3 separate regions of the Mus musculus genome follow, and all the other regions are linked to region 3. Evidence: chromatin loops called from intact Hi-C (ENCODE). Cell type or tissue: gastrocnemius. All regions are shown on one strand.

Region 1 (8,000 bases), 270 kb after region 3:
ACCAAACTAAAAAACCAAACCAAAACAATATAACAGAGCCAAACAAAGAATCAGACAGAAACTCAAACTAATTTAAAATACGCAAAGGATTTGAGCAGACCTTTCTCCAACAAGGTTACAGAAAATGCTACCAGTTCTGTGAAGAGACACTCACAACTCTCCAGGGTGATACTGTTTTAAATCTGTTAGGATGGTTTTAAAACAAACAACAGGCAAAACAAAAGATAATAAGGATTGGTAAGGATGTGGAGAAATGTGTGGTAGAGTGTAATATTAATCTCCTACCATGGAAAAGCATATAGAACAATGTTATGGTTATTTAATCTAACAACACTTCTCCTGAGGATTTTCCCAAATAATACAAAATAAGATATCAAAAGTCAAATCATTATTCTTATTGATCATCAATGTATCCTTCACAAAAGCCATGGTAATGAAGAAATCAACTGAATGCCCACCCAAAGGAGAATTGATAAATAAGATGTGTAATATGACATAATAGAATATTATTCTGTTCTTAACGAGAAGAAACATTTCCCACATGGACTAATATCAATGAAGTGTTGGATACTATGCTACATTTAAAAAGTTGGTTAGCACCCATTTGTGTGAGACATCTGGAATAGTCAAACACAAAGAAACAGAGAGCAGAATTGGTGGTTGTGGATGCTGAGGGAGAGGAGTTTTTATTCAATGGGTATAATATTCAGTTACAAATGATGACTGAGTTCTAGAGACCAAGCCAATTATTAATAGTGTATAGTATATTTAAATATTCCATAAAGAGCTGAGCTCAGGTGTCTTCACCAATTTTCTTTTCTTAATGAAGATGGGATAGACAATAGGAACTTGAAAATGATTTCATCTGTGAGACTAGTCATTTTTCCCAGCTCTGCAATATACTAGTCAGTTTGTGTTAGACCTGCAGTAACAAACACCACGGCCCTCATTAACCAGACCTTTCCTTTGTATGTCAAGTCTTTCGCTAGGTACACAAAGGCTACAGCTCATGCAATCTCAAATTGATCCTCATAGACACTGGGAAATATTATGGGATTTCCCAGTTTTACTAATGAGGAAATGGAGCTTAAAATTTGTCAGGCAACATGACCAAGGTGCCAAGCTAAGTCACAGCAGCACGTGGCAGGATGCCCAGCTACACCCTCCTTTTCTTTTAGCCATTATTAAAGAAAATTTGCCCTGTGCCCTAGAGGCCAACTCCCTTCCCCCAAGTTTCTAATCAAGATGACAAAGAAAGATGGAGTCCCAAGCAGGTGAGCATTTGGCCTGACTGGGGCTCTCCTCTATCAAATTGTATGAGGTGTTGTCACATGAATAATAATTGGCCATCTGGGAGGAAAAGGAGGCTCTGAACCCTAGGTTGTTGGAGCCTGCTATGTGCTCCTTTGGTCTCTCTTGGTAACTCTTTACCAGGAAGTAACTTGCATCTTTGGTGCATTTTTTATTTCAGAACGATTACTGCTAAAATGATCTGAGTTAGGAATGTGAGAGGATTCTGGCCCCTTGAGCATTTGTATGGAAATAAAAAGCAAAGCTGATTCTCTCTACTCCAGTTTAAATAAAACCACAAGATGAGCTCAGCCTGCACCCTCCCCCACTATCCCTACCTCCGCTCTTATGAAAGACCAGCAATTCTTGGAACACGGGATTACAACAGCGCTTCTTGCCTGACGTTCTCATCCTTACCAAAAAAAAAATCTTTATAGTCCTCACTATGTGCTGTGTTTGGCCTCTAACTCTTTTTAAAGGTCTTGAGACCCCAAACATATTCCCTCTAAGCCTGTTCTATTGAAACCTTTGGAAGTGTGTACACTTCTCAGAAATGTAATTGGGATAATTGGGATGCTCTGCCCACCAGGGTTTTGTTTTGCAAGAGTCAATTGATGTCATGTAAGTCGTTCACTTTTCTCCCTTTTCTTCCCAAGTCTTTTTAATCTTAGAACCAGGAAGTCCCATTTTGCCAGCAGACGATGAACTGTAACCACAGAAAGTTGGAGGCGGGTTCAAAGCCGGCTTGAATATGCTTTAACTTTGGCAGAAAGCATTTGCTGCCCCCTCATTTGGGAGGAACGCCTCAGTAGGGAGTGGGATAGATAAGGGTGTGACAGGGCCAGCTATGTTATTGGTGACACGGCCAGTGGGCTGTCTCCTGTTAGTCCTGTGTGGTATGTGTCAGGGAAAGCAGTCTTGTTCTGGGAGGTTCTGAGCAAGACCGAAGAAAACTAGGTTTCATTTTCCACTCAGACACTGTTGTGGAAAGAGTGAGTCGCTCTGCTCCTTGTTTCTGTGCCCAGAATAAAGGGGCCACTATTAATTCCTTCATTCTGTTTGAATAAGAAGAGCTAACACATTCAGTGCTCAAAACAGTGACATAGTGATGCTGCCTCACAGTCCCCTGTTCTTTTCCTGACAAACTCTCTTGCCACTCAGTTTTTATCTTTCCATAATACAGAGAAGCTCACAGGCATTGACCGTCTTGTGGCCTTTCGTCTTTCTCAATCATGTCGATGATGCATCTTTCCACAGACTTTACCTTTGCTTCAGGATACTGGGGAACTTCAAAACTTCCTTAATTGAAGATATATATATATATATATATATATATATATATATATACATACATATATATACATACACACACATATATATATATATATATACACACACATATATTCATCTATCTATATGTATATTATTTTCTTCAATGCTGTTGCAAAGAGTTTGTCACTCTTCTTATGTTACCTATGTTTTGTTTTGTTTTCATGTGTGTGGAATGTGCTTATAGGGTATATATATGCATTTTGGCATGTATGTAGGAGCATGTCTGTGGGTGAGCCCTAGGTTTGACACTGAGTATTGTCTTTAATCAGTCCTCCCTTTATTAATCAAGACAGGGTCTCTTAACGAGCCTTTATCTATCAATTCCGGTTAGTTTGGCTAGCCACCTTGTCCCAGGGATCTTCTGTCTTTGGCTTCCAAGTCTGGGATTAAAGACAGTTGCTGTACTGCTCGCCTTTTACATAGGTTCTGGGGATCTGAACTCAGATCCTCACACTTGTATAAGCAAGCACTTTATCCAATGAGACATCTCCCTAGCCTACCCGCTCGCTCCCCTGCATATATCAGTCTAACAGTACATTCTAAACTAATCACTGACTCCCATGAATTGGATGGTCCTTCTGATCAACCTTGTTCAATAGAACTCAGTCATGGTAGAAGTTCCTACATCTGTGTTTCTAATACGGCTACCACTAGAGACATTTGGTTGTGATTGAACACTTGAAGTGTGGCCATTGTACCCAAGGAATGGATTTTTTTAAATTTTACTTTAATGCTAATTGTCAACTCCCAAAGCTTAGAAGGCTTGTGATTCCTATACTGAGGAGCACAGCCTGAGACTGGACCCTCCTTGAGGCATTACCACCTATGATTAGCAGTGCCTAGCATGTATTTGCTGCCCCCTCATTTGAGACTCAGTTAATATTGACTTCATTCACTGCTGGATTTATGTCTGATAATAATGCTACCAGAAAGACAGTAGTAACTTCAGCCATTTCATCTTTATATAAAAAACAGGTAGAAAGCAAAATGAAATCATCTGACAGTGTAACATGGTTATGTGGTGTTGTGTTTAGGGACCAGGATGTGGGATGTTTCAGATAAATCCTCGGTCCTGTTATTTTACTGCAGGACTTCAGTATATGTGAGTGAATTCTTATGTAAGTAGTTGCGCATGCAAGTTACTGGGGGGAGGGGCAGCATTTTATAGTCAGCTAATTGTCTCCATACAATTAGACATGCAAAGGCTTGCTCATATAAAAGCCAACAGAAAGGAAATAGGAGGGCGTGGGGGAGTTGGCACACCGCTTACAGATCATTAGTATTGTGCACATATTTAAAGGCTATATTGGCTAAATGGATCTCTTTTAAAAGAGAAAGAGTGTATCATAAAAGAAAGATTACAATAGCCAACAAATTGGGCAGCTGCTCTGCTATGTGAGATTGTTAACTTTCAGATGCTGATGGCCTCAAAGTTCAGAATCACACGGCGAAGGAGATGCTGCCACCTCCTGGTATTTATCTGCAGTGAACCAGGATTTCTGATGCTGTGGCTCATTGTTCTAATTCGCATGATTTAAAGTTGCATATTAAGAGTAATTCTAAAATTACTCTACTTTGGAGAGGAGAACATTACCACGCTTCAGAATTTCCATCTTTGTACCAATAAATATAGCCATCTGGGTGTTTTCAAATTCTCATTTAGCTAGATTCATTTAGCTGATTCATGACAAGTGTTCCCTAACAAAGGGCTGTCATTCTGTGTCAATGATGGAACTGTGCATCTTTGTGGACACTGATCAGGCTTTGTACAGTTGCTGACTTATTGAATCAAACCCATTTTTGAATCTTTCTTAACACTATACCTGAAGCCACAGGGCCGGGCCAAAGAGCTATTATAATTTTATAGAGCCCGATAATTTCATTTGAATGAAAAATCTTGGTAGACTAATCAGTGCTGTTTATCAGAATTCAGAAGCTGGGTTGACATCTTGAGTAATCAGAAATAGCCAAAGAGATGAGAGATTTTGAGCTTTCATAAGTAGGGCTCTCTATATAGAAGGTTGTAGATTTATATAGTGCTTTAAGATGAGAATCACATGGGGGTTTTGGGTATCTCCACATGATCAAGCTGCTGGATGAAAAGAAAGAGGTATCAATGTGGAGAAGTGAATGAGGAGAAGAAAGAAGCATTTGTTTTTGACGTGTATATAAATAAATTTCAATGAAAAAATGGGTGGTAGGCAACCCATGCCCAAATCATCAATGTCCATCACATGTTTTAATGCTCCTTGCATTAGTCGCCTTTTTCTTTGCTAAAACAAAATAACCTTTGAAAACAACTAAAGGAAGATTGGGTTGATCCTAGCTCATAATTTGAGGATGCAGTGCATCATGACAGGAAGTGAATTTGGGCAGGAGTGCCAGGTAGCTGGTTACACATTTCTGCGGCCACAAACCAGAATGTTGACTGCTGCAGCTTAATTTGCTTTCTCTTTTTTATTCAGTTCAGGACCCCAGCCCATAGGTCTTCAAGCATCTAGAACGCCGTATCTAGAAACTCCTTCACAAACAAACCCAGAGGTTTATCTCCTAGGTGGTTCTAGATCCTCTCAAGCTGTCAATCAATATCAACCATCACACTCCCCTCCCGGTAGGGTTCAGCTGCCTCTCTGGATCATCAATTGACCTCCCATCATCTACTCAGCCATTTGTTAAAAAGATGTCCCTTGTATGTAACCTCCTAGAGTTGCATTAAATTGATCCATGCTCACTAATTCATGGATTCAACTAATCATTTAAGTAACACTGCTGCACATATACTAACCACCTGATATACTATTAAGGACACCAAAGAGCATGTGATATAGCCCTTGGCATTAAAGAACACATTTTTTTCCCCTCTTGTGTGTTCTGAAACACAGGAGCTATGTCAAACACTTTACATCTCATTAGGTATTCATTTGGTCAACAATATTTACAAAATTTACTGCTGTGTGTCAGACATTGTGCTAAGTGTAAAGAAGAAACAATGTTGAGATAGGATTCCTCACCTCGTAGATGCTGCTGTGCCTTGGGAAAGGAAGGTAAAGAAACAATGGATCAAACCATGGTTTTCTGTACTTCCCCAGGGCATTTTGGATAGTCAGGGCTTGATTTTCTATACTGCAAAACCTCACAGATGTGACTAGGCATGTTGTTTTTCTGATAATGGATGTGGGTGTAGCAGTAACACATTTCTTACCCAAATCTCTCAAAATCAGGATTTTATGTATTTTTTTGTGATGTTTTCTCCAGACTTCCATGGTATGTTGTATCTTTCCATAGTCCTTTAATATTTTCTTTTCATTCAGTCCACATAACTTCCTATTTTATAACTGGGATGACACCTGGCATGACATAAAGAGGACAGAGATGTGGGATGGCTAACACATGACTGTCACCGCAAGTGTTGAGACAGTAGCCTGTGTATCTCTAAGAAGAATAGGTATTATCCAAGTTAAGAAATCAGAGGGAAGGGGACATGGCAAAGGATTATGGGTAGAAAGAACAATGTTTTTAGAAGCCCCAAGGAAAACTCCTGGAATAAGAAGTCTTAGGTCTATTTTTACACATGAACAAGCTGAGGTTAACCTGTACTTGTGCTTGATCTGAACTTGGAACAAAAGGAATAGGATGAATTTCCTGCTTCTGTACTTCTACAAAATACTAAATGTGGGATTCCCATATTTCATGTGTAGCTTACTCACTTACATTCCCTTGCAGGATCAGGGACACAGATGTAGCCTTCAGAGTTGGTGAGCATTTGAAGACTGCTTTTAGTTTCCAGTGGTCACAAACAACCTCATCTATGCTTATTCTAAAGATGAAGAGATTTGTTGGAAGGCCTAGCTTTTCATGATGTCAACTTCAAAAGATTTAGAATCACCATGGAAACAAATCTCTCAGTATGCCTGTGAGGGTGTTTCTAGGTTAGGTTGATAGAGGATGAAGGACCCACCCCATGGTAAGTAGTATCATCTCACTGGCTGATTTCCTGAACTCAAGAAAAAATTGAAAGTGTTTACATCTCTTTGAGCCCTGGCTTTCATCTCTCTCTGTTTTCTCACTGTAGATGCTGAGGTGACCAGGACCTCATGCTGTTGCTCCTGTGCCCCGTTGCTCTCTCTAATGGACTTTACCCTCAAACTGTGAGCAAAAGAAGACTCTTCAAGTAGCTTTTTCAGGTATTGTGTTATAGCAACAAGAGCAATAGGAACAAGAAGAACAACAAGAACAAGAACAAGAACAACAACAACAACAACAAGAACAACAAGAACAACAACAACAACAACAACAACAACAACAACAACAGTAACTAACATAGGCAGACACTGGGGAGAGGAATTGCCAGGCCATACAACAACTGTAAAAGACAATGGTAAACACTTTCAAGAGTCAATATTCCAACTTTGGTTCACACCTGCAGTTTACAAAAAACCACCCCTTCCGCATCCTTTAGAATGCGATTTAGTAAGGTATATCTTTTCAAACTTAGCCAGTCTGATGGGTCGAATGCTATCCCACTGTGATTTTAATTTAAGGTTCCTTCATGACTAGTGATGTTAAGCAACTTTCTGTATATTTATTGGCTGTTTTCCCAGTACTATTTATCAGATGGCCGCTTCTTGGCATCTGGTTTAAGGTTAAGCGCCTTAAGGATGAATACATCTAGTTTCCAAAGACAGTGCACTGTTTTTACAGTTCTCCAAGTTCATGGTTCTCATTAGTTCTTTTAACAGAGACACCCTCTAGATTTGTGGGGCTCTGCTTTTTCTCACTAAGTGGCTCTCTCGGGCCAAACTTTCTATATGTGGATTTGGTTCAATAAATGTACAAAATCAAGGACAGACCAAATAGAAAGCCACTAAAGGCCATTGGCTAGGTCATCAAATGGTCTCTTAGATGGTGGTGGCTGAACACTAGCCTAGGAAAATATGTGTATCTTCCCATCATTTTCTAAGTAAAAGTCTCAATGGACATGTTACTGTGAATTTATGATGTTCTTTGAGGAGTTTGGGTTAGTTCTGTAATAAAAATCCTGGCTTATGGAGACACGCGTCTGGTTCCCACACATTTAAGGCTAAAGAGAGCACAACTAAGTTTTCTTAAGGTCAGCTTACTGATGTCTCCAAGGATAAAAGCCACCTTCTGATTGAAGTCTTGCTTTCATCATAGTTTTGGCAAAGGATTCCCAAGTTCCATTCCCCCGGGATGATCAGCTAGAGTTTTCTTTTGTCTCTTGTTATGAAGAATTCACTTTGGCAGGGATGAAGGGTATTGCAGGCCTTTCTGTTTTAATTTCAAGATTTTTACAATCAGACCCAAGAAGACAATTGTAACCAATGAAAACCATCCACTAGGAATAGAGACTAAGATAC
Region 2 (8,000 bases), 350 kb after region 3:
AGGTTGTTGTTAGTGGTCTAGGTAATTGCAAATGCCTTGCTGGTTTAAGAACAAGTGAGTATTTCAGGAGACTGGGGGTCAGGTAAGCATTTTAATGTTAAGTCTTCTTCTGTAGCAGGATTATGTTGGACAGAAAATAAGTTTTGAATTGCAGAGAAGCAAGGGCCATTGCTTAATTCTTTTAGCCTGTGTCTAGTGTTTGTCTCATACACAGGATTGTTGGATTGGAGGAATGACCTCAGTCCTCAAGGTGTGGCTATCTGACCATATTATGAGACTCTAATAGCTTTTAGAAAACCTCTACTGTAGTGCAGATTCCTTATACATATATTTTGTGTAATTACAAAACAACCCTAGCCTTAATGACAGTAGCAGGGTCAGCGTAAAGGGAGTCTTTCCTGTGACTGTTGATGATGTGCCCCTCAGTACATATAAGCTGTAATTTAAAACCTCCTCCAGAACCGTAGGTTGAAATACCATAATTAATGGGTCTAACTGCCATGAATTAAACTGCCCTCCTTTGGCAAAAGGGGAGGAAGAAGAACTCAGAGAAAAACGATGCCCCATATGTTGGTGACTTAGCTCCAGACTGTAGAAAGACACCAGGCACTTGGAAGTTAGTGAGAAGAAAGAGAATGATCTAGGCAAGCCATTTCTCCCAGGTTTGTTTGTTCCTGCCATGGAAGGACAATCACATGAGGGTGAAGTCAAGTGCTTCACAAGATTCTTGTCCTCAAAAGCAAGTCTTAATACGACACTGAAGAGGTGGGTGTTGAGGGAATGTCTCAGTTGGCAAAGTGCTTGCTGAGCAAGCACAAGGTCCTAGGTTTGAATCTCAGGACCCATGCAAAATCAGAGTATGGGAGGTAAGACAGGAGAAACCCTGAGTCTAGTAGATAACCAGTCTAGCAAAATTGCTGAGTCCTGTGTCCCAGTAAGAGAGACTATCTTAAAAGCATAATTGAACACTCCTGCAATTCACTTCTGGCCTCCATGTGCACACATACTTTCATGGAGGTACACATACACACACATATACACAGACAGAGAGGGAGGGGAAGGGGGAGGGGGAGAGGGAGAAGGGGAGGGGGAGAGGGTGAAGGGGAGGGGGAGGGGGAGAGGGAGAGGGAGAGGGAGAGACAGAAATTCAACATTATTTCACATTCAAGAGAAAGTGTAAGTAGTTCTGACTTGTCCTTTGTGTGCTTAAACCACACTACTTAGCTCTCCCCCTTCTCCTAGCATGAACAGGACACACCGACCACTCTGTGCAGTGGCATTCACATCCTCGCCAGCATCTGCTGTCACCTGAATTTTTGATCTTAGACATTCTGACTGGGTTTTGATTTGCATTTCCCTGATGGTTAAGGATGTTGAACATTTTTTCAGGTGCTTCTCAGCCATTCGGTATTCATCAGGTGAGAATTCTTTGTTTAGCTCTGTGCCCCATTTTTTAATAGGGTTATTTGAATTTCTGGAATCCATCTTCTTGAGCTCTTTGTATATATTGGATATTAGTCCCCTATCTGATTTAGGATCGGTAAAGATCCTTTCCCAATCTGTTGGTGGCCTTTTTGTCTTATTGACAGTGTCTTTTGCCTTACAGAAGCTTTGCAATTTTATGAGGTCCCATTTGTCAATTCTTGATCTTATGGTTTTCAAAGGAGAATCCAGAAGAAAACTTCTTACATAAAAACTGTCCTGACATCTGAAAAGAAAAAATAACTATGAGGTTGAACATGCTCTTCCAAGCAAATTGTACTACACTTTATGAACGTTTTTATTGTTTTCTCTATGTCATCTTTGTTTTCTCCCTGTGGTCTCAGGGATGGGACCCAGAATTTCATACATGCTCAGGAAGTACTCTAGTACAAAGTGATGTCCTCAGCCTTCTTGATAAGGTCATCGTATGATTCATGCATTGAAGCAATATTGCTAAGAGCAAGAATTCCATCTGATTGTGTTAATTCTTCCTTCACTAAAAAGGTATGCCCCAGGCATATGACAACTCAGGAATATCCTTTACTCTAGTTATATTTCAAGAGGCCTTCCAAGGAAGTAGACAGATTAAAGACTGGAGTCAAGGACACATAGACTTGAGTCTCCACAATGGTAGCAGTGTGACCTTTGTAGATTTCAGTGCTTTGGCTTGAAAAAATAGGGATCTTAGGCTGGTGAGTTGAGGTCATAGGTGAGACTGAAGGTGCTCAGCACTAATCTTGATGATCTGAGTTTGATTCCTAGGACTCTCATTGTGGCAGGAGAGCACTGGCTCTTGCATACTGTCCTCAGTCTTCCACATGTACTGCAACACACACACACACACACACACACACACACACACACACACACACACACACACACGTACATGCACACACACATGCACACACACACACAAGTAAAACTGTTATTAATCATAGGGATACTAACAGGACTGAAGTAACACTGTTCATGAAGACTGAGATTGTGTGTGCATAGGACATGACCAGCACTCACTAAGTCCTCATTAAACTTTAGCTTTCATTTTTAATCACAAAATGGATTCATTTCCTAAGGCCATTATTATATGTCACCCTGAACTCTGAGCCTTCTAACAACAGCAATTTGCTCACTCAGTATTTCATGTCACAAGATCCAAGTCACATGGTTAGCTGGGTTCTCTCTCTCCAAAGGCCCCAGTGAAGAACCCTCTCCTGCCTTATCCAGGTTTGGAGACTTCAAGGAATCTACTTGCCTTCATAACTTACATCTCTCTGTTTGTCATAATATGTCCTGTTCTTCTGCTAGTCCTTCTTGTGTGTATTTCTCATAAGGACCTCTGACACTAGACTCCAGCACTGACAATGCAGGGTGACCTCATCTTGAATCTTAGTTACATTTGCAAAGATCCTGTCATCTTGGGCTTATCAAGATGGGTGCTCAAGATTAGGTCACTAAACTGTCCTTCTGAGGGCCACATTTTAACTCATGACATAGCATGCGTGGCTAAGAGGATTTGCCTTTTTAAACATGTGAATTAATCTCTTCTAATTCTACGTGTTTTCCTATGACAAAGGAATGTGAATCAAACCCACTGAAAATTATAAAAAGCATCAGGAGTGAATGGGGGGGTGGTAGCAAGAAGGGAGGAGATGGACATAGGGGTAGGAGGGGACACTTTCAATGTACATGGATATATGTAGAAAGTTATGAAAGCAGAGTCTAAACAGAACTCCAAGGTGGGAGTGGGGAGTGGATTTGACCCCTAGATTTCTACTTAGCAGGAGTGAGTACTAACATTTCAGTGCTGGTGTGCATGCTAGCAGAGGCAGAACTCAGCTAAAGGCACTAAAACATAATCTGGCATAAGATATTTAATTCCTGTTAACAATAAACATTATTGTAAACATTGCTTTCTCAGGGTCTGTCAGGTAAGTGACAGGGTTGCTAGAAACATTCCTCTTCTTGAACATTTTACCTGTTGACCTGTAAAGTGTTTCCTACTACTGTTTCTTAATGCACCATGGTTTCCAGAACCCCACCGCAGGTTGTTCATTATTCTACAAGTGGAGTCAGTGGAGAAGATGGCAATTATGCTAGGATATTCTGCCATCTGCAGGTAGTCATGGGCTGCTGCAACACTCATAAAACAAATTAATTACATGGGTTCGGAAAGGGACCTTTTACTTAGAGTCTCTGAAGGCTCCAAATCTACTATTGCATTCTTGCTAATTAATACAGACATCCTTTGGCGAGTGTGTAGAATTAATTTCAGGATTCTTAGAGACCAAAACTTTTAGATACTCATGTCCCTTACATAAAATTTTATATGCCTTTATTTTGTCTTCTTTGTAGTAGTTATAATACCTAATGCCATACATACACTATGCAAATACTTTTCAAACTGTGTTATTTTGGGGGAAGGCAACAAAGAAAAGATTAACATATTCAGTATAGATACACAATCCCTTTCTCTGTTGGTTCAACAGAGAACACTTGTAGTTTATTCAGTCCACATAGAGAGGAAGGCCTGTGATGTACTCAGTCAAAAACATTTCTTTATAGAAGATGCTTGAAGATGTGTGTGGGCCACTCCCACGCACTTGGGATCTGCCTACCAGCAGATGTCCACATATTCAGCTCAGTAGGCTTTTGTTGTACAAATCAGCAGCTTCTCACTTGTTCTTGGGTCATGAGTAAAACCCAAGGCTTTGTTGGAGATGGATAGATGTGGGCTTTGCCCATCCTCCTGAATCTGGTGCCATAGTGAGCTGTGTATCAACAGGCTTGCCGTGTGCTGCTGCTGCAGCCAGATGTCAAAGAACTGGTAGATGTTGGAAGCCTACATTTTCATGAAATGGGTGAGATGGGTGTGTTTCTTAGTTAGGGTTTCTATTGCTGTAAAGAGATCATCACCATGGCTGCTCTTATAAAGGAAAACATTTAACTGGGGCTGGCTTACAGTTTCAAAGATTGTCCATTATCATCATGGCAGGAGCATGGCAGCATGCATACAAACATGGTGCTGGAACTGAGAGTTGTCCATCTTTATGTTCGGGCAGCAGAGGGAGACTGTGTGCCATACTCAGCATAACTTCAGCATATCTGAGACCTCAAAGCCCATCTCCACGCTGATATGCTTCCTCTAGCAAGGCCACGACTATGCGAACAAGCTCATATCTCCTAATAGTGCCATTTCTTATGGGCCATATGAGACTATGAGTCTATGGAGGTCATATCTGCTCAAACTATCACAGGAGGGAAGGTAAAAATCTGAGCACTATAGCAGAGAAGCTAATGAGAGACTCTGACCTGCGTGCATCACTTTGTAAATCAGCAAGTGGAAAGACATGATTTTGATAAAAACAAAACAAAACAAAGAAAAACAAAACAAAACAAAATCTCATGTATTGGCAACACTGCTAGTGTTTTCTTTACTGCTGAGGGATTATATTTATTTTTATCCATATATTCTTATACCTGTTTATATTTTACATAAAAGCAATGTTGGCTTAGATTGCCTTCAATTTTATCTTAAATTTAAAATCACTTATGGGTTTAAATTGAACCCATTAAGTAAATATTTTTATGTACTCAGCTAAAACAAGAGCTGAAAAATGCAGAGTCAAAAGGATACACTATTCTACCTTATGGAAGATCAGTTAAAAATAAAACTAGGCTATTCTTAAACATGTTAATGTAATTACAGTGACACACACACACACACACACACACACACACACACACACACACCTTACTCTATAGCCCAGACTGGTCTAGATTCACCATGTAGTCTACAGCAGTCCTCCTGCCTCAGTCTCCTAAGTGTTGCAATTGCAGATTGGGAGGATAGCTTATGGGGGATTTTTTTCTTAGATATTTTCTTTATTTAAATTTCAAATATTATCCCCTTTCCTGATTTCCACCACCCTAGAAACCCTCTATCCCATTCCCCCTCCTCCTGATTTTATGAGGGTGTGCCCCCACCCACCCACTCCCTCCTCCCCACCCTTGAATTCCCTTACACTGGGGCGTCAAGCCTTTACAGGACCAAGGGCCTCTTCTCTGATTGATGCCTGACAAGGCCATCTGCTGCTATATATACAGCTGAAGCCATGGGTCCCTCCATGTGTTCTCCTTGGTTGGTGGTTTAGACCCTGGAAGCTCTGGTTGCTTCATATCGTTGTTCTTTCTATGGGGTTGCAAACCCCTTCAGCTCCTTCAGTCCTTTCTCTAGCTCCCCCATTGGGGGCCCCATGATCAGTTCAATGGTTGGCTGCGAGCATCCACCTCATTATATGTCAGGCTTTGGCAAAGCCTTTCAGAAGACAGCTGTATCAGGCTCCTGTCAGCATGTACTTCTTGGCATCTACAACAGTGTCTGTGTTTGTTGACTGTAAATGGGATGGATCCCCAGGTAGGACAGTCTCTGGATGGCCTTTCCTTCAGTCTCTGCTCTGCACACAATGGTGTACTACTAAGTTATTAAAAACAACGAATTCTTCTTCAGTTTCATGTGTTTTGCAAATTGTACCTTATATCTCACTATACTAAGTTTCTGAGCTAATATCCACTTATCAGTGAGTACATATTATTTGAGTTTTTTTGTGATTGTGTTACCTCACTCAGGATGATGCCCTCCAGGTCCAACCATTTGCCTAGGAATTTCATAAATTCATTCTTTTTAATAGCCGAGTAGTACTCCATTGTGTAAATGTACAACATTTTTTGTATCCATTCCTCTGTTGAGGGGCATCTGGGTTCTTTCCAGCTTCTGGCTATTATAAATAAGGCTGCTATGAACATAGTGGAGCATGTGTCCTTCTTACTGGTTGGGACATCTTCTGGATATATGCCCATGAGAGGTTTTGCAGGATCCTCCGGTAATACTATGTCCAATTTTCTGAGGAACTGATTTCCAGAAATCGCCAGACTGATTTACAGAGTGGTTGTACAAGCTTGCAATCCCACCAACAATGGAGGAGTGTTCCTCTTTCTCCACATCCTCGCCAGCATATGCTGTCACCTGAATTTTTGATCTTAGCCATTCTGACTGGTGTGAGACAGAATCTCAGGGTTGTTTTGATTTGCATTTCTCTGATGATTAAGGATGTTGAACATTTTTTTCAGGTGCTTCTCAGCCATTCGATATCCCTCGGGTGAGAATTCTTTGTTTAGCTCTGAGCCCCATCTTTTAAGGGGGTTATTTGATTTTCTGGAGTCCATCCTCTTGAGTTCTTTATATATATTGGATATTAGTCCCCTATCTGATTTAAGATAGGTAAAGATCCTTTCCCAATCTGTTGGTGGCCTTTTTGTCTTATTGACCTGTCTTTTGCCTTGCAGAAGCTTTGTAGTTTCATGAGGTCCCATTTGTCAATCCTCAATCTTACAGCACAAGCCATTGCTGTTCTATTCAGGAATTTTTCCCCTGTGCCCATATCTTCGAGGCTTTTCCTCACTTTCTCCTCTATAAGTTTCAGTGTCTCTGGTTTTATGTGAAGTTCCTTGATCCACTTAGATTTGACCTTAGTACAAGGAGATAAGTATGGATCGATTCACATTCTTCTACATGACAACAACCAGTTGTGCCAGCACCAATTGTTGAAAATGCTGTCTTTCTTCCACTGGATGGTTTTAGCTCCCTTGTCAAAGATCAAGTGACCATAGGTGTGTGGGTTCATTTCTGGGTCTTCAATTCTATTCCATTGGTCTACTTGTCTGTCTCTATACCAGTACCATGCAGTTTTTATCACAATTGCTCTGTAGTAAAGCTTTAGGTCAGGCATGGTGATTCCACCAGAGGTTCTTTTATCCTTGAGAAGACTTTTTGCTATCCTAGGTTTTTTGTTATTCCAGATGAATTTGCAAATTGCTCCTTCTAATTCGTTGAAGAATTGAGTTGGAATTTTGATGGGGATTGCATTGAATCTGTAGATTGGTTTTGGCAAGATAGCCATTTTTACATTGTTGATCCTGCCAATCCATGAGCATGGGAGATCTTTCCATCTTCTGAGATCTTCTTTAATTTCTTTCTTCAGAGACTTGAAGTTTTTATCATACAGATCTTTCACCTCCTTAGTTAGAGTCACGCCAAGATATTTTATATTATTTGTGACTATTGAGAAGGGTGTTGTTTCCCTAATTTCTTTCTCAGCCTGTTTATTCTTTGTATAGAGAAAGGCCATTGACTTGTTTGAGTTTATTTTATATCCAGCTACTTCACCGAAGCTGTTTATCAGGTTTAGGAGTTCTCTGGTGGAATTTTTAGAGTCATTTATATATACTATCATATCATCTGCAAAAAGTGATATTTTGACTTCCTCTTTTCCAATTTGTATCCCCTTGATCTCCTTTTGTTGTCGAATTGCTCTGGCTAATACTTCAAGTACTATGTTGAAAAGGTAGGGAGAAAGTGGGCAGCCTTGTCTAGTCCCTGATTTTAGTGGGATTGCTTCCAGCTTCTCTCCATTTACTTTGATGTTGGCTACTGGTTTGCTGTAGATTGCTTTTATCATGTT
Region 3 (8,000 bases):
TGCGACCCACAGGTCTGAGAGGCACTGCTCTATAAAAAGATAGCACAGAATACAGTGTTAGTCAGCAACTGTGTGGTACAAGTGGCAAAGGAACTCGCATAAAATTTACATGGGATTTAATTAGTTGATAATGGGTCGTTAATTGAATGGCTTAGGAAAGGAATCGTATTCTCTTAGACACATAAAGGCTCCATTCAGGAAGAAAAGATTTGTTTTTCCTTGGCCCTTCTAGGCTAGCAGAACCACCTGTGCAAATACCGGGCTTCAGCCTGATGACAAGTGGGGTTTTATGGTACCAGGAAGATTTCCATCTCCATGACAACCTTTCTGGTTCCAAACAGTGAATGTTATGTTTCTGGAATCAACATCTCCACCAAGGCAGCAGACTGGATTAGGGCCTCCCACACATCGCCACAGTCATTCCCGGACAACCATTTGACAAGCCCCTGCTGGGCAGCAACCATTGATCCATCTGACCTGGTTTGCAGGGACTCTGTCTTCTGGGTGATGCACTGTTTGAAAGGGAAGTAAGTCTTCCATTCAACCACTCCCTGCACTAAGCACTTTTCTCATCTCCAAAATCTACCACATGTGCAGAGAGGGTAGGAGGTGTGGTTGCTGGGTGTGAAATCCAGGCAAAAGCCCCCCAACAGGCTAGGCAACCATCCACCAATGAGCAGCACACAGCTTCAATCTCATACCATCTTCTTTTTGTATTAGGTCTGATACCCATCCAAGGCACATTTTGCATGAAAATCAGAATTTGTAGCTATTTCGCTTAAGCATTATGTAGATAATGTAACTTGTAATATTTATCAACACAACTTGGATATAGGACTTAGATCCACAAAGGGCTTCCTGGAAAACTCCCTCAAAATATGTTTGAAAAAACACATCAGTCATATTCTTACATGAATGTGCTTGGGATATGGAAAATAGTTTTTGCAGCCATTGCTCCTGGCTCTTTGCAAATGACAGTCCACTGAGGTTTTGATTTACGGTCAAATCCCATTCGTACTCTCAGACAGCGTGACACCCGAGGGTGGAGGCGCAGAATTTAAGAGTATGGGATTGTGGAGCTGAAGGCAAAGATTTTCTTCTTTTAATTAAGAAATAAGTTATCGTTCTAGACATGCATGCCACTTTATGTAGCTGGTTTTCATGAATAATGATGTCAGAGGTGCCCCCTCTGACAGACCCTTCACACAAACTCTGGTCTTAGCCTTTGTCTCAGGGTCCAGCGTGTAGGACTTTGCTCAGAATTAAAACTCACAAGACTTGATCATAGTATGCTCTTTACGTGACCAAGTTTCTTGCTGTTTTAAGAGTATTGGACTACAATATACAAACTAGAAATTATAATAACACAGCAGCGCCTCTTTCTTAATTAAAAGTTACAGAACACCAGGGAATTAAATTAGGGGAAAACCATCTGACAAACCAGTAGATCAAGAAGGCCCCAAATCAAGACTGTCAAACCATCCACCTTCTGAAAAATACCCTATCATCAAACTTATCAAATCAAATCACTGGATAACTTATAAAAGTTACTTTGAACCTTTGGCACATATTTAGTAGCAAAGGGCTGTATGTTTTTCAAGGTGTTAAGGTTATAGGTGGTTTCAACATCATTTTTGAAAAATTGGGCAGAAAGACAGTAAAGATAAAGTGAACTGCAGTCCAGCAGATGAAGCAATAAATGGAATTAAGAGAGCCACCCATCCCCCACCCCCACCCCCATCCCCAGCTGACTCCCCAACCTGTCCCTCCCTGATGATGAATGCTCTGCCTCTGGCTTAATTCCAGTCACTCAAGAGCCATTCCATCCCCTCTAGACTGGTGGTTCTCAACCTTTCTAGGGCTTCAACCCTTTAATATGATCCCTCATGCTGTGCTGACCCCTAAACCACAAAATTATTATTGTTGCTAATTGAGAACTGTAATTTTGCTACTGTCGTGAATCATAACGTGGATATCTGTGCTGCAAGCCACAGGTTGAGACTCACTGCTCTAAATGGTCAGCACCTTCATTTATGTGCGACACACATTCACCCGTGACCACCCCAACCAACAGAGATGCCAAAAGACCACAGCTTGTGACACCCGCTGGTAGTGAAAGAAACTCATGAGAAGGGCCAAAGGTCTCCATTGGAATAACATATTCCATGTGACTTCAGAATAATTATAAAGTCAAACAGCAGCACAGGCAGAGCATAGAGTTTATAAAGGGCATACTCTAGACACCAGCAGCCCTAAGGTCAAGGCGTCAGCTCTGGGTGTGAAGATCTTCCCTCTGTATCTGCACATGGTTGAAGATGGCAGCCAGCGCTATGCTCTATAAAGCCAGCTTGCTTCCTCTCTTCCTTCCTTCCCTCCCTCCTTCTCCCCTCCCCACTTCCTTTCTTTTTGAGACAGGACTTCACGTAGCCCCGGCTAGCTTTCAATTCCCTATGTAGCTGAAGGTGATCTTGACCTTCTGCCCCCCCTGCATTCATTTCTGGAGTGTTGGGATTACAGGCACACTCCACCATGCCTGGTTTACATTGTGTTAGGGTTTGGGGCTAAGGCTCTGTGTGTGTTAGACAAGCATGCTATCAACTGAGCTATGGCCGCAGCCTGGAGAAGCCCTGTGTATGATGGAGAAGCCCTCACAACCAAGTTATCTCTTGTAGGTCCCAATGTCTTAACCTACAGAAGAGTCACATGGATACTGTACAGCCATTAAAGACTCTGAAGCCCAACCCACCTGTGAGGAAAGATATGGCTCCTTAGTTTATGGTATACTGCTAAGGTGAGACTGTTCTGCAAGACGCACAGAAGACAAGCACTGAAGTATCAGGCTGCTTTTTTTCTTCTGCCTTGTGAGAAGTTTCTCACTGAGAGATTTTAATCTTTTTTTTTTTTTTTTTAATGAACTTTCCTATGTCAGTAACTTGGGGGAAGTTATAGAGTTCTATCATACTAGATCTAATTAGAACAATCAAGGCATTGGCTCAAGTTATTTCCTGGGACGGCATCCTTTACTCGGATCCAGGGCTGGACACATTAAGCCAAACTTACATCAGTCTCCAAAAATCTCACGATATGGCTTAGTTGTAGTCTGCTTGCCTAGAACACACAAAGCTCTAACTTCTATTCCCGGCACTGCATAGACGGGGTATGGTAGTACACACCCATAATTCTGGCACTCAGAATGTGGAGGTGGGGTATCTATGGCTGGAAAGTGAATTCATGACCCACCTGGCTTACAGGAGACCCTGTCTCAAAACAAAGCAAAATCTGGTGGCAGGAACGGACAAGAGAGAGAGAGAGACAGAGACAGAGACAGAGAGAGAGAGACAGAGAGAGAGAGACAGAGAAACAGAGAAACAGAGAGAGACAGAGACAGAGAGTCAGAGAGAGACACAGAGAGAGACAGAGAGAGAGAGACAGACAGACAGACAGACCAGGTGGAGTTGCACAGTAAAGCCAGCCCAAGTTTTTCCATACTTGCTTCCAACCAGGTGTCACATGACAGCTAGTTCCACCCTGGAGGGAGGCAATAGGCTGCTGTGCTTCCAGAGCTAGGACAAGCCTTGCCATTTCCTTTGCACAGACATGAGGGGCCACTAGGGGGTGATCTAGGAATGGGTGGTTTTTCCATCCTTAGAAAGACCAGGCAAGCAGTCTCTTAACTTCCAAACCTGTCATCTAAAGGTACTAGTCCCTACACAGGCTCTCCTTTAATCTGAATTATGATTACAAATAGTCTCTTTTTAAGTTTCCGGGAAATGCAATCAGAAAGGGGTTTCTGTTACACCCGTGTGCAATGGAAAGGCATGACAGCTAGAACTGAGAAGTTGAAAAATCATTTTTTTTTCCTATTCTGTCTATTTTCCTAGTTATAACCAAGCCCCCCCCCCCTGTGTCTTCCAAACCTAGGGGTGGGGTGAACCGGGTGGGTGGGAGGGACTGGTGGGGGTTGGAGGGGGAGCAAGAAAGGAAAATAAATAACAGTTGAATGAACAGCTTGTGTCCCTTTGAGGTTTTATTTACATATTATGACTGTGGTTTTAAACAGACCTAAAACTTCTTACAGCAAAAACAAGTCCCCCAACCCAGCCTTCCTCACTTGTTATCTGGAAGTGTATTTTTAATGGCTATTGGACCCTCACCACCCGGGGAGCTTGCTATAGGACTTAACTCTCAGAAGCTGCCTGACCCAAATCCTTTATAGAAGGAGGCTGGATATAAATAAGGATTTTTTTTTTTTTAATGCAAAGACATACTTGGTTGTTTACATCTCTCTGTATTTGACTCTTTCCTTTCCTATTTTTCCAAGCCTCATAGAGGAAACGGCTTTCCTTCCTGGTCCTGGCACGGTGTGCTCTCAGAACAGCACAAGCCCTTAAGGTGACACGTTATGTGCTAAAGGACATTTCACAGGCCACAGACAGACATGAGCACAGCCCTGGCAAGGCCAAGAAGATGTCCTCTGCTCTTTGTTTGCCTCTGAATGGCTCCACTGTCTGTGAATGAAGCTCATGAAGTTATCCTGCCTGCCTGCCTCAGTTTCCCCTTCTACTGAGCTACCCAATTAGATAGAGCGGATGGGGTCTTTTGGGTCTTGTGGTATCGTGGCTCAAGGCAGGCCTGATCTCAACACATACTAACTCACTGATAGGCCTTGCCAAGAGTCCAAAGGGCCCAAATTTGTCCCCTAAGAGACAAAAGAGTTGCACAGAACTCACATTTAAAATAAGGATTTTGGGCATTTGTGCCTTCAGATGGCACAATGACCCTCAGGAGGTGTTGGTTCTGGTTGGACAATCAATTCTTGCCAAAAGACACCTGAATAAATAGCAAACAGACAACTTCCAGCCCTGCTTCCCGGCATGGGGGTGTGCTCCAAGACAAGAACACCACCCAGCAAATGTTTCCACCTGGGGACACAAGGGCCAGGGCTCCCTCCCATCCTTTCCTTGAAAGCCACAGTTGCAAATGTTTTGACAACAAGGGATTATCTTGAAAGGAGTGGCAACAACAAAAAGCCATTTGTTTCTTTTACTGTGACTGATTCCTTTGTTGGACATTGGGGGTGGGGCTGGGGGAAAGCAGGCCTCCAACAAATGTTTCCTATGAAAGGCAAGTATTTTGATGATAGCCCCATGAGTTAGCAACCAGCTTGGTGAACTTCTTGGCTTAAGCATCTATTGGATCCTCTGTGCCTCCTGTCTCTTCTGCTGATTAAGTCCTTAGCCAGGAATCAAGTATGGCTGCAGTGAATATGGTTCTCGTGAATGTAAAGGGAGGGCCCTTTATACTGGTTTTACCCAGGATCTGAGTGCATTTCTAATTGTCCACCTAAGAAGAAATCCTTTAGTGCTGTAAGAAAAAAACTACATGAGGTTGTCAGAGCAGCATTGCCTGGAAAAGCAAGCAGAGCTGGAGGCAAACTCAATATCCCGCAACAACCAATGGTTAGCGTTTAATGTTCTGTCATCACAAAGATGCCCAAGCCAGGGAGGTATCTGGGAGATCACATGAGTACCCAACAGAAGTGGGAAGAACACACGTCGGAAGCACAGAGACAGGCAGACCTCTGAGGTGAGGAGGTGTCTGGTGTGCAGGGAATGCACGGGGGTGCATTGAAAGATGGCTCAAGTTCTGCACAATGTACAATTCTAAGAAGAAAATATCAACATACTTCCACCTTACGTTTTTCAAAAGATGGAGGGAGAAAAACAAGTCACTAAAGATGGTGCAGCACAAAGGTTACCAGGGATGCTAAGCAAGCCCCGTGACTTGAGTTTCTTCCATTTGCTTTTCTCTATTAAAAACCATCCTTTTCTCCCAATAAAAAGAACAAATAAACAAGCCCTTAGCCTTGTGTGCCCTAGACTCTGCCCATTCCGGAGAATGAAGCCACTGGAGAAACTTCAGTCAATGCAAAAATAAAAATAAAAAGGGCCCAAGCAGGAAGCAGGGCTGCCCTGCCCACACAGTCCTGTCTGTATAAGAATACTGGAGACCAGTGAGGCCTGGTAGTCAGTCCCTGGCCCCATTTCTTAGCCAGAGGACCAAGCTCGGCTGCAGGTGGGCAAATCCTGCTGCACTCACGCTGTTTCCTGTGCGCTTGGGACATATTTCCTCATAGTTCCTGTTTCACAGCAGCAAGGCCCCTGAAACCACATCCCTGGGGCAGCTGGTCCCTGGGCAGCTCATGGAATGGAAACAAAAAACAACGGTCCTGTTTCTTACTGCAGTGAAGTTCCATCCACAGCACCAGCAGACAAAACAGAGCATGCTGGAAAAAACAAAAAAACAAACAAAAAAAAACCCAAAAAACAAAAACAAAAAGCAATAACAACAACAACAACACCCCAGCTTGCTGGCCAACGGAAAAGAAATCCATGTATTTGAACCAAAGCTTGCTGGGCGCATGTAAAACAGATACCTCATTGTGCTCAGTTTAAAAGGAGCCTTCCTTCGGGAGCAGGGCCTTGTGGGGCTGACAGTTAAATCACAACGGCCCATATTGACATGGATGGCTTCCAAACATCTGGGTGAATACATAATATTTCCATTTCACAGGAACCAGGGACATAACAAGGCAGAAGTCAGGGAGGCCAGGTTGGAAACCCTGGTTAACAGGTTTCTGTTCAAGACCGGAGCTTATGGCCTCGCAGAAGAAGTTCACACTCAGCTGCTGCTCACAGTTTTCCTGTTTTTTACTTTTTTCTTTTTCCTTCAAATTAAGGAACAAATTTAACAGCATGGCTAAGAAAAGCTTGGAGCATGTGCACTGTGTGCATGTTCTTGCATGCAGGGCACAGGGAGGGCATGTGCATGTGGAGGTCAGAGGTCAACCCTGGGGGGGGGGCACTCTCCTCAGGAGCCATCCACCTTGTTTTGTTCTGTTTTCCTAGATCAGAACTCTCAGTGCCCTGAGCCAGCTAATTCAGCTAGGCAGGCTGGCCAGGGAGCCCTAGGGATCCACTGAGTTTTGCCTTCCTAGGGATGGGGTTAAAAGTTTGCCCCCACCATACCTGTACTGCTAGGGATGGAACTCCTGTCCTCGCCCTGCATGGCTAGCACATTGACTGAGCCATTTCCCCAGCTCTCGAGAAGCCTTCCCATCTATGTGTTAACTCCCCCTCCACTGGAAGGAGCATGCTCCACTGTGCAGGCATTAACGGGGAAGCTGGAGGACTCTGGGTTTCTTGGGAGAAGGCACAGTCCCACAAACCTCTGGAAGCAGAGACCCCGTCCAAGTTCAGACAGGAAACACCTGGGCCTCCACCCCCACTCCGAACACACTTTACATTTCAAAACAGATGATTCGGAATTGTTCATAAATATTTGTCTTGCTTCAATAAAACACTTTGCAGCCAGTTTCCTAAACCCTTGTGCAGAAGGCTCAAGCATACACGCTATGAGTGGTCCACATTCTTTTACCATTGCATGTATTTGGGTGGACAATATCCTGGGGACATAAAACCCAAAGGCAGTCATTTAATCGTGTCATAAGGGGATTTCAGGGTAGCTTTCCTTCAGGGATACACAACTCTCTGCATCTATAAAGCTCAAATCGATCTCTACTTGTTTTTGAGCAGGGGGAAAAATAGAGTTGAAATATATAGACAACTCAAGTTGTCCTAACTTTCCTATTATAGTAAATGAGAGGTGGGAACAGTCTCTTGGAGGCTTAGCGAAGCTTTACTGTCATTGATTATCAAACCTCAGCTACAGGCTAGAGCCATATTAAAGGCAAAAGGTAGAGTTATACTAATGGCCTCAGAGCCAACATGCCCTGTATTTAAACACATTTTAAAGCACATTGAACCCTTGACAACGTTTTCAAAATTGTTTTAAACCCTAAAATGAAAGTACTCTCCATCTCTATGCTAAAAATTCAACGTTGAAAAGCCCCTGTGACCTAGTAGTCTCCAAATTGTCTATCTTCCTATGGACGTGGGGGGTATTCATGTAGTTTAACAAATACAGTGATAACTAGATAT

The links. A loop is a pair of places that touch in the nucleus more often than their neighbours do. Peaks named below come from ENCODE experiments on the same cell type or tissue, not always from the same donor. Only the 100,000 strongest peaks of a DNase experiment are listed, where the experiment ranks them.
Region 1: a loop joins it to region 3, with 12 times the contacts of the local background. A loop is called at or near these places in 28 of 42 quality-filtered maps.
Region 2: a loop joins it to region 3, with 3 times the contacts of the local background. A loop is called at or near these places in 16 of 42 quality-filtered maps.

The regions. Positions count from the first base shown.
Region 1 is chr6:101,530,496-101,538,495 of GRCm38, forward strand. Gm34335 (a long non-coding RNA gene) reads left to right here. Exons shown (of 2, transcript XR_869335.2): 2 at 6,695-8,000. Among named protein-coding and RNA genes, the nearest start is that of Gm34335, 15 kb to the left of the region's middle. In gastrocnemius, a CTCF peak has its summit at 4,092 (motif pointing left); DNase peaks (open chromatin) are centred at 1,159 and 4,064; H3K4me3 peaks cover 764 bases; H3K27ac peaks cover 1,362 bases.
Region 2 is chr6:101,613,424-101,621,423 of GRCm38, forward strand. No RefSeq gene overlaps it. Among named protein-coding and RNA genes, the nearest start is that of Gm34335, 98 kb to the left of the region's middle. In gastrocnemius, a CTCF peak has its summit at 3,597 (motif pointing left); no DNase peak of the experiment used is centred here.
Region 3 is chr6:101,263,407-101,271,406 of GRCm38, forward strand. The region is part of intron 3 of Pdzrn3 (PDZ domain containing RING finger 3); the gene reads right to left. Among named protein-coding and RNA genes, the nearest start is that of Gm33934, 4.5 kb to the right of the region's middle. In gastrocnemius, a CTCF peak has its summit at 3,614 (motif pointing right); a DNase peak (open chromatin) is centred at 3,604; H3K27ac peaks cover 1,503 bases.